Linked DNA regions of Homo sapiens: region 2 is linked to region 1. A link is an interaction called in ENCODE POLR2A ChIA-PET data of the cell type or tissue named here. Cell type or tissue: K562. All regions are shown on one strand. Each heading gives the region's core, and the rest is flanking DNA. Links, peaks and the distances in the headings are about the cores only.

The links. Peaks named below come from ENCODE experiments on the same cell type or tissue, not always from the same donor. Only the 100,000 strongest peaks of a DNase experiment are listed, where the experiment ranks them.
Region 2: POLR2A ChIA-PET joins it to region 1 with 5 read pairs; 2 of 35 experiments call an interaction of 5 or more read pairs at or near these places.

What each region holds. Positions count from the first base shown.
Region 1 is chr16:4,555,514-4,560,885 of GRCh38, reverse strand. It overlaps C16orf96 (chromosome 16 open reading frame 96), which reads right to left and starts at 4,546. Exons shown (of 16, transcript NM_001145011.2): 1 at 3,977-4,546. The coding sequence starts at 4,396. In K562, for the core only: no CTCF peak of the experiment used is centred there; a DNase peak (open chromatin) is centred at 2,685; H3K27me3 peaks cover 1,573 bases.
Region 2 is chr16:3,778,544-3,783,915 of GRCh38, reverse strand. It overlaps CREBBP (CREB binding lysine acetyltransferase), which reads left to right. Exons shown (of 31, transcript NM_004380.3): 6 at 990-1,232; 7 at 2,610-2,712; 8 at 3,038-3,184; 9 at 5,099-5,216. Among named protein-coding and RNA genes, the nearest start is that of TRAP1, 64 kb to the right of the region's middle. RefSeq lists an enhancer at 3,046-3,105. In K562, for the core only: a CTCF peak has its summit at 3,172 (motif pointing left); no DNase peak of the experiment used is centred there.

The DNA.
Region 1 (5,372 bases), core at 308-5,307:
CACTGTGCCCCGCTGGAATATCTTTTTATATCATTTTACTTTTAACGTATTTGTGTCTTGTCTTTTTTTCGTAGAGACAGGATCTCACTCTGTCACCCAGGCTGGAGTGCAGTGGGGCCATCAGAGCTCACTGCAATCACCAACTCCTGGGCTCAAGTGATCCTCTTGCCTCAGCCTCCCAAAGAGCTGAGATTACAGGTGCATGCCACTGTGCCTGGCCCTATTTGTGTCTTTGAATCTTAAATGTGTCTCTTGCAAACCTCATATAGTAGTTAGGTCATGTTTTTTTTTTGTGTGTTTGTTTGTTTTTTATCTATTCTGCCAATCTCTGCTTTTTTTTGTGGTAAAATACCCATAATATTAAAGTATAAAAATATTTTAGTATTGGCCGGGCTTAGTGGCTCATGCCTGTAATCTCAGCACTTTGGGAGGCCAAGGCGGGTGGATCACGAGGTCAGGAGATCAAGATCATCCTGGCCAACATGGTGAAACCGCGTCTCTACTAAAAATACAAAAATTAGCTGGGTGTGGTGGCGGGCACCTACAGTCCCAGCTACTTGGGAGGCTGAGGCAGAAGAACTGCTTGAACCTGGGAGGCAGAGGTTGCAGTGAGCTGAGACCACACCACTGCACTCCAGCCTGGGCAACAGAGTGAGACTCCATCTCAAAAACAAACATATATATAAAAATGCAAAGAAAAATTAGCCAGGCATGGTGGCGCGCACCTGTATTTCCAGCTACTCAGGAGGCTGAAGCACGAGAGTCACTTGAACCTTGGAGGCAGAGGTTGCAGTGAGCAGAGATTGCACCAGTCCACTCCAGCCTGGATGACAGAGTGAGACTCTGTCTCAAAAAAATAAAAATAAAATAAAAATGAAGTGTGCAATTTGAGGGCATTTGGTATGTACACCACTATCTACTTCCAAGACACTTCATTCTCCTAAAAGGAAATCCCGTCCCTGTTACAGTCTCTCTCTGTTCCCCCCTTCCTGAGCCTCTGGAAACCACTAATCTACTTTCTGTCTCTATGAAATACACAGATTATGCCTTTAGATGAAATGTCCAGAATAGGCAAATCCGTAAGACAGAAAGCAGATTAGTGGTTGTCAGGGGTTGCAGGGAGGAGAAGTAAAGGGGAAATAGGGTTTTTTCCTTTCAGGGTGATGGAAATGGCTTAGAACTAGATAGAGGTGGCTGGCTGCACAACAATGTCAATATATCGTGTGCCACCGAATTTTCATTAATTCAGTGTTTAATGTCCACTTTTAAATGGTTGATTTTATGTTAGGTCAATTTCCCCTCAATTTATTTATTTATTTTTAATTTTTTTTTTTTGAGATGGAGTCTTGCTCTGTTGCCCAGGCTGGAGTGCAGTGGCGCAATCTCCGCCCACTAGAACCTCCACCTCCAGGGTTCAAGCGATTCTCGTGCCTCAGCCTCCTGAGTAGCTGGGATTCCAGGCATGCGCCACCATGCCTGGCTAATTTTTTTTTATTTTTATTTTTAGTAGAGACGGGTTTTCATGATGTTGGCCAGGCTGGTCACGAACTCCTGACCTCAAGTGACCCACCTGCCTCGGCCTCCCAAAGTGCTGGGATTACAGGTGTGAGCCACCACATCCAGCCAGTTTCCCCTCAATTTGAAAGAGAAGAGTGGTAACTTGGGAACGCTCTGAAAATGGCCCTGACTCCCAGGGAGATCCAGCTGGACACACCAACGGGCACAGTTCTGGCTCAGAGAGGACTAGGACATGCTGCCTCCAGGGATAGGAAGGCAGTCATCGCTGGATGGTCTCCTTTTTGGAGACAAGACTTTCTCCGTCACCCAGGCTGAAGGGCAGTGGTGCGATCTCAACTCACTGCAACACCTGCCTTCCAGGCTCAAGTGATTCTCCTGCCTCAGCCTCCCGAGTAGCTGGGATTACAGGTGCCTGCTACCACACCTGGCTAATTTTTTTTTTTTTTTTTTTTTTGAGACAGAGTCTCGCTCTGTCACCAGGCTGGAATGCAGTGGTGCGATCTCGGCTCACTGCAAGTTCCGCCTCCTGGGTTCAAGCGATTCTCCTGCCTCAGCCTCCCGAGTAGCTGGGACTACAGGCGCACGCAAGCATGCCCAGCTAATTTTTGTATTTTTAGTAGAGACAGGGTTTCACCATGTTGGCCAGGATTGTCTCGAACTCCTCACCTCAGGTGATCCACCCACCTTGGCCTCCCGAAATGCTGGGATTACAGGTGTGCGCCACTGTGCCTGGCCAAATTATTATTACTATTTTTAGACACAGGGGCTTGCTCTGTCCCCCAGGCTGGAGTTCAGGAGAGTGACTACAACTCACTGCAGCTTCCAACTCCTGGGGTTAAGTGATTCTCCCACCTCAGCCTCCTGAGGTAAGACTACAGGTGGACGCCACCACACCCGGCTAATTTATTCATTTTTTTATAGAGATGAGGTCTCACTACGCTGCCAAGGCTGGTCTTGAACTCCTGGGCTCAAGTGATCATCCCGCCTTGGCCTCCCAGTGTTGGGATTATAGGTGTGAGCCACTGTGCTCGGCTTATTTTCCCTTTCTTATTTCTTCTTGGGCTGCCAGTAACTGAACACTGTCCACGTGCTGGTCGGGGTTAGCAGGGGTCAGCAGTCAAAGGTGAGCCAGGGTCAGAGGCCACGCCTCAGCGCGCAGCTCCCTTGCCCACCAGCTGCTGGGCCTTCAGCCAATCACTGAGCTCCTCTGAGCGTCAGTTTCCTCTTCTGTAAGGCAGAAGGAATGCCTCTTTGCTGCTCCTCACAGGGCTGGTTCTTGGAGATTCTCACTCACTTGTGTCTATCTCCCCTGCTAGGCCGGGCGTGCCTGTTCACCGTGACTACTCTGGTACTTCTCCCATGGTAGCTCCTCCAGGCATTTTTTAGAAATTGGGGTAAGGCTGAGCACAGTAGCTCACGCTTCTAATCCCAGCACTTTGGGAGGCCAAAGCAGGAGGATCACTTGAGCCTAGGAGTTTGAGTCCAGCCTGGGCAACATAAGGAGACCCTATCTCTACAAACAATACAAAAATTAGCCAGGTGCAGTGGTGCACACCTGTGGTCCCAGTTACTCGGGAGGTTGAGGTGGGAGGATTGCTTGAGTCTGGGAGGTCGAGGCTACAGTGAGCCATGACTGAGTCACTGCACTCCAGCCTGGATGACAGAGTGACACCCTGTCTCAAAAAAAAATTGGGGTGAAATTCACATAATGTACAATTAGCCATTTTTAAGTGAACAATTCAGTGTCATTTAGTACATCAGTGAGGTTGTATAACTACCACCTCCATCTAGTTCCAAAACATTTTCATCACCCCAAAAGGAAACCCTATATCCACAAAGCAATTACTCCCCATTCTCTCCTCCTCCAAGCCCCTGGCAACCACTGCTTTCTGTCTCCATGGATTTACCTATTCTGGACATTTCGTATAAATGGAATCATACACTGGGTAGCCTTTTGTGTCTGGCTTCTTTGCAATACTTGATGGAGGCTGCAAGCTTGGCGTTTTGGTTGTGCCTGACTCTAAAGCACCCTTCTTCCCACTCTGCATAAGGAGATGGCCCATCGTAGGTGAGTAAGCAACAAGATGTCCCAGGAGAAGGCTGGGCGCAGTGGCTCACGCTTGTCATCCCAGCACTTTAGGAAGCCGAGGCAGGTGGATCAGTTGAGATCAGGGGTTTGAGACCAGCCTGGCCAACATAGTGAAACCCCATCTCTACTAAAAATACAAAAATTAGCCGGGTGTGGTGGCATGTGCCTGAAATCCTAGCTACTAGGGAGGCTGAGGCAGGAGAATCACTTGAACCCGGGAGGCGGAGGTTGCAGTGAGCCAAGATCACACCACTGCACTCCAGCCTGGGTGACAGAGCGAGACGGAGTCTCAAAAACAAAAAAAAGACGTCCCAGGAGAGAGCCAGTGGTGAAGGGAGGAAAAGAAGTGTCTGGAGGCTGGGGGCGTACCTTGGCCATGACTTCATCATGACCCTCCACCATCTTCCGGAGCTTGATCAGATGCCACAGGTCCTGGACGGGCCGGGCAGTGCCCTGGCTGGCTTCCAGCAGCTGGGCAGTGGAGGGCAGGTCCTGCAGCAGGGCCAGCTGGTTCTCCAACTTGTCGAGGCGGCTCACCACGTGGTCGAAGACATTGCTGAGCCTCTTCATGGGGTTGAGGATAGGCTGGGCGTCTCCTTCCCTGGGCATGATGACCACCTGCGAGGTCTGCAGGAAGTCCTCATCGCCTGAGAGGACTTTCTTGAGCTCGGCCATGTGGATGTGCTCCAAGATGCCGTGCAGCAGGAGGTGCAGGGCCTTGAAGTTCAGCACCCCGCACTGTGGGATGGCGATGTTGGCCAGCTCGGTGAACGTGAGTGAGAAGCTCATCCTGCCAGGGTGGGTCAGTGGGGCTGGGGTTCCAGGTGTCCTCAAGGACAAGGGGTAGCTTTCAGTGGTTCCGAGAGCTACATGGACTGGTCCTCAGAGGCCTGGGGTGGTGGTGAGTCACAGCAGTCAGGGAGGAATGGCCTCTGTTCTGGCTGGAGCTCAGATCAGAGTCTCTGGTTGCCAGGACACCAAAGAATGTGATGAAACGGGCGCAATTCAAAGTCTGGAGTGGGGCAGGTGCTCCCTGGTAAGCCTCACCCAGAGTAGGTGCTCAGTTAATATTGGATGAATGTTTGAATAGCTGATGGCAGCCTCTTCATTCAAGCCCTCTGGTGATGTGAGACTGGTAACTTTTTCCTAGAAGCACATATGGAAGGGATGGAGAGGCAGCTCCCTCCTTGGAATTTTCTCGAATCCGGGCAGAAGACAGGTTTCTTGGAGTTAGGAAGACCCAGGTTTTACAAAGAGATAAGAATCTGAAGTACTGGCTGGGTGGGTGTGGGGGTTCAGGCCTGTAATCCCAGCACTTTGGGGAGGCAAAGGCGGGAGGACTGCTTGAAGCCAGGAGTTCGAGAGCAGCCTGGGCAACATAGTGAGACCCTGTTTCTACAAAAAAAAATTTGTAATTAGCTGGATGTGCTGGCGCACATCTGTAGTCCCAGCTACTCAGGAGGATGGGGTGGGAGGATTGCTTGAAGCCAGGAGTTTGAGGCTACAGTGAGCTATGATTGTGCCACTGCACTTAGCCTGGGCAACAGAGTGAGACCTTGCCTCAAAAAAAAAAAAAAAAAGAAAAGAAAAGAAAAAGAAAAGAGAAAAGGCCGGGCACAGTGGCTGACATATGTAATCCCAGCACTCTGGGAGGCCAAGGCGGGTGGACCACGGGGTCAGGAATTCAAGACTAGCCTGGCCAAGACGGTGAAACTCCGCCTCTACTAAAAATACAAAAATCAGCCAGGCGTGGTGGCACGTGCCT
Region 2 (5,372 bases), core at 298-5,297, 780 kb after region 1:
GGTAGATGAATTGACCTTGAAATGTCCAAGTTGATGCAAGTTTGGAGTTGTCTCTCCATTACCTTGGAAGCCCTTTGGGATGGAGCTCCTTATGTTGACACCAGTTTTTCCTTTAGTCTCCTGGGGTTAGCTAGCTGGATGGGGCAGCTTCCCTGCCAGCCAGCAGTGGGCCTCAGTAGCAGAAGCTGACTTTGGCCACGTGAGGCAGAGCCACCTCCTGAATATCAGAGGTGCTGAGGTAGCCCCTGGATAATAAGACCCATGCAGAATTGCGAAGCCTCACTCCAACCTTAATTTCAAACAGCTCAGTCAGTCAATCAATCAAGTACAGTATTTCTTGAACAGCTTCATGTAGCCGGAGAGCTCAGCATGGTGCTCTGCTGCATAGGAATCCCATCAGAAGGATATGTCCATGCTGTCATTGTTTGTGTATGTTTCAAGGACTTGCAATTATGTGATTTGGAAGAGCACATTATAGATTTATTAATCAAAACTGACCGACCAGGTATCATCTCTGCTCCTTCTCTTAAGCCCTCTGTACCTGTGCAGGTGAGCAGTGAAGGACAGGGTTGGGGTCAACAGGAGGGGGCTCCTCTGTTCATCTCAGAGGTGTCTGCTGGTCCCCAGAGAATCAGACGTTTCCCTTGTCATACATTTGCCACTCCCTGGAACTGACTTCTTGAGGAGTCTCTAGGTTTTAAGACATAATAATTTTTTTCAAGTGTTATCTGTGAGATTTTATGGTCTGTTGCATGCTAAGATAGAAACTTGACTTTTCTTTAACTTTTTGTTCCTCACTTACTGCTAGGCAGAATAAATGAGTCCTTCAGCACAGTTCCTTTCTCCCTAGGCTTGTTTACTGCTTTATGATATTCATGTGTAGTATTTTGATGAAATGTATTTGCTTCTCAATAGTTTTTAAATCATTCGTGGGCTTCTCCCTTTTACTTACCTCTCGTTTTTGTCTGTCTGTCTGTTTGTCGTTATAGCCATCCTGGGGTCTCCAGCTAGTGGAATTCAAAACACAATTGGTTCTGTTGGCACAGGGCAACAGAATGCCACTTCTTTAAGTAACCCAAATCCCATAGACCCCAGCTCCATGCAGCGAGCCTATGCTGCTCTCGGACTCCCCTACATGAACCAGCCCCAGACGCAGCTGCAGCCTCAGGTTCCTGGCCAGCAACCAGCACAGCCTCAAACCCACCAGCAGATGAGGACTCTCAACCCCCTGGGTAGGTGAAGGAACTCTCAACTTCGTTCTTACTTGTCCACATGCAGCAAAGGGAATGGAGTGATGGAACCCAAGGCAGTTTTCAGTTTGTTTTGTGTTTTTTACTACGGTGGTTGAAATAAAAAATCTCCCAGGAAAAAGCTGAAGTATCTGATGCAAGGAAAATGTTACATGCTTATAAAAAGAGCAGCATTTGCAAATGAAGCAATGTTTTTGTTGCTTGCTGTGCCACTTCTGTCTGGACGGTTTTCATAAAGAATGTGCCATGTGCCTCAGAATGCAGATCTCACAAGTCAGGATGCTGACTGGACGCCTCATGCTGACTGTTGTCATTTATTTGTTGGAGTACTTGTGTTTGCCAGTTTCTCACACATCTTGGTTAGGGTCTACCCCTCAGTTGGAAGTGACCAGCCTGGACTTCAGCAGGTTAATGACAATGACAGGAGTCCTGGAAACTCTTGGCTCAGGCTGCTGGACATGTCATGGTTTCTTTTGTCACCCCAGCCCATTATTTGCCAGCCTTTGATCGTTTGCTCACACATCGCCATGATTTTGCCATTTCTGCATATGGTTTCCTTAATATTTTTCTTTAAGTGGACACAGTCCCTTTACATTTAGGCTTAAGCTAAGCAGTGATGTCTGTGAAGTCAAGACTGGCTGACTAGTTGTGCTAGTTTTGTTCTTTCCCTAATAGAGTAACTATTTTACACTTAAAAATTACTCCTTAAAATATGCCCAGCTAAAGTCATCTTACTTGTTGCTTTCTGGAAAACAACTGCCCTAATGAATGTCTAACTAATACTGGCCAGGAGACTGAGTTAGAATCCTGAGACCCAAGTGTTAATCTAACTCCTCTCCTGTTGATGGTATAATTTGGGACTAGCTTAACCTTTTTTAGTCTCAGCTTTCGTTTCCTTTAATAGGAAGATTGTAGACAAATTGACCTCTATATTTTTTTCCTGAGCTTAATTTCTATGATTTTATTTTCTGATATTGGGGGTGGAGACACAGAGGTGTGTGTCAGTGCAGCTGAGTCACTCAGGAGCGATACTAATGAAGCAGAATGAAAGTAAGAGGCTGCATGTGGGTCATTTATAACTTTTTCACTTAGATAGCAGCTAACCTCCATAAACACACCTTACTTTGGTTACAAAGTAGAGTGGGGAGGGTGTCTACTGATTATTTGTGCACGTTGATTACCATTATTGAAAATATGACACTCAGAGTTCCTGCCGCAGTGCTTACTATAACTGGCCAGAATCACTTATTTAAATAACCACCAATTGTTTATATGGTGGCATGTTGGTTATCTGTCATCAAAACTTTGAAGTATATATTAAAATTTAACTGTTGATTGATTTCTTTTCTGTCTTTAAAGGAAATAATCCAATGAACATTCCAGCAGGAGGAATAACAACAGATCAGCAGCCCCCAAACTTGATTTCAGAATCAGCTCTTCCGACTTCCCTGGGGGCCACAAAGTAAGACCCTGTTTCAGATCTGAGTGACAGTCCAACAGGAGCATGGACTGAGAACCACACAAAACTGATTCTTTCTAAATGTGTGGCAGAGAAAATAGTTTAAATGGGGTGGTGAGGGGTGAATGCTGTTTTCCTTTTTTTCTTTAATTATAAATGTAGAGCAGATAATAGATTAAAACATAGTTTAAGTTTTATTTATTTACATCACTTGGCTCTCCTGACTTAAACTTTTAAAAGTCACATGTGGTGGCAGAAGAACCTTACTAGACAAAGTGTGTTTGAGTCACTTCAGTAGATGGATGAAGTGTCTTTATTTCCTCCTTAGCCCACTGATGAACGATGGCTCCAACTCTGGTAACATTGGAACCCTCAGCACTATACCAACAGCAGCTCCTCCTTCTAGCACCGGTGTAAGGAAAGGCTGGCACGAACATGTCACTCAGGACCTGCGGAGCCATCTAGTGCATAAACTGTACGTAACAGTTTTGCAGTTTCATAGATGTTTGATTTTATTCCTGTGTTGCCCATTGGCTACCAGATGACAGTACCCTAGGAGCCTATACAAGTCACGTGCTTATTTAGGGAGCCACTCTCACTGCTGGTAGAGTTCTGGCAGCCCTAGGCAGGCCAGAGATTCCCACACTCTATGTCCTCGGTGAGCGGGGGTGACAAAGAGAGCATTGGTGGCTCTGTACTGCCGAGGGGCACTGACTTGCAGCCCCTATCACCGAGGCAAAGACCCTCAGTGCAGCCCGGCCTTAATGTGCTTCTGCACTTTAGGCTGCGTGAGGGGGCTGGGGTTAGCTCAAGAGCCTCACCTTATTTTGTAGTTCCAGATTCTAGTTGTGGAGACCCCTCAGAATTGGAAAAGTTTAGAGTATAGATGGCATGTCATTATCACCTTACAGTTAGTTAACATAACGGAAAGTTAACAGTTAACTTTTTTTTTTTTTTTTTTTTTTGAGACAGAGTCTCGCTCTGTTGCTTAGACTGGAGTGCAGTGGCACAGTCTTAGCTCACTGCAACCTCCGCCTCCCAGGTTCAAGTGATTCTCCTGCCTCAGCCTCCCGAGTACCTGGGATTACAAGCACGTGCCACCACCCCCAGCTACTTTTTGTGTTTTTGGTAGAGACAGGGTTTCACCACGCTGGCCAGGCTGGTCTCAAACTCCTGACCTCAAGTGATCCGTCCACCTCAGCCTCCCGAAGTGCTGGGGTTATGAGCCACCGCACCCGGCCTTTTTGTTGTTGTTGTTGTTGAGAGAGAGAGACGGAGTCTTGCCAGGTTACCCAAGCTGGTCTCAAACTCCTGGCCTCAAGTAATCCTCTTGCCTTGGCCTCCCAAAGTGCTGGGTGGCATGAGCCACCACACCAAGCCTAACGTTGTTGAGCTAGTTATTTTAAATGAGCTAGACTTACATTCCCTTTGAGTTTTTTCCCTTCCTTATTTTGATCAAATTTTTTTTAGTAATAAGTAGTTTAAAAATTAGGGATTTGAAAATCGTGTTATTCTGGAAATGACCCAGCACATACTTGTTAATAGCAAAATATTGATGTGTTTGATGTGTAGATAAGTTGATAGGTCAGGATTGTCTCCAGGGAGTTAACTTCATTCATGTATTGACATGCGAGGCAAGAGAGGCTTGGCATTTCTCTCCACACTGTATTGCCACCAGAGATACATGATCCTGATTTTGTAGTGCTTATTTGATGGCATTGGAAGTAGCTTCAGGCCAGGTGCAGTGGCCCCCACGTGTAATTCCAGTGCTTTGGGAGGCTGAGGTGGGAGGATTATGTGAGCCCAGGAGTTCAGGCCAGCCGGGGCAACATAATAAAACTCCATCTCTACAGAAAATTTAAAAATTAGCCAGGCATGGTGGTGTGCACCTGTACTTCCCAGCTTACTTTAGAGGCTGAGGTGGGAAGATCATTGAGCCCAGGAGTTCAAAGTTGCAGTGAGCTATGATCATGCCACTGTACTCCAGCCTGGGCGATAGAGCAAGACCCTGTGTCTTTTTTTTTTTTTTCTTCTTTTTTTGGTATGGAGTCTGACTCTGTCGCCCAGGCTGGAGTGCAATGGCACGATCTCAGCTCACTGCAACCTCTGCCTCCCGGGTTCAAGCAATTCTCTTGCCTCAGCCTCCCGAGTAGCTGGGATTACAGGCATCCACCACCATGCCCAGCTAATTTTTGTATTTTTAGTAGAGACGGGATTTCACCACGTTGGCCAGGCAGATCTCAAACTGCTGACCTCAGGTGATTCTCCCGCCTCAGCCTCCCAAAGTGCTGGGATTACAAGCGTGAGCCACCGCGCCTGGACGAAACCCCATGTCTTTAAAAAAAAGAAGAAAAAAAAAAGTAGTTTGATAGATGTGTTATCCTTTCAGCGTCCAAGCCATCTTCCCAACACCTGATCCCGCAGCTCTAAAGGATCGCCGCATGGAAAACCTGGTAGCCTATGCTAAGAAAGTGGAAGGGGACATGTACGAGTCTGCCAACAGCAGGGTAGGTTGCTGTTTACCGTGCTCTGGCCTCTACAGCATCTGTAGTAGACAGCACTACATTTGTCTGCTTTGTTATCTGGAAATAGTGGAATCTATGTAGTTGGGACAGACTCCTCCCCTTGAGGCCACTGACCAAGGAGACTTCCCAGATAAGACA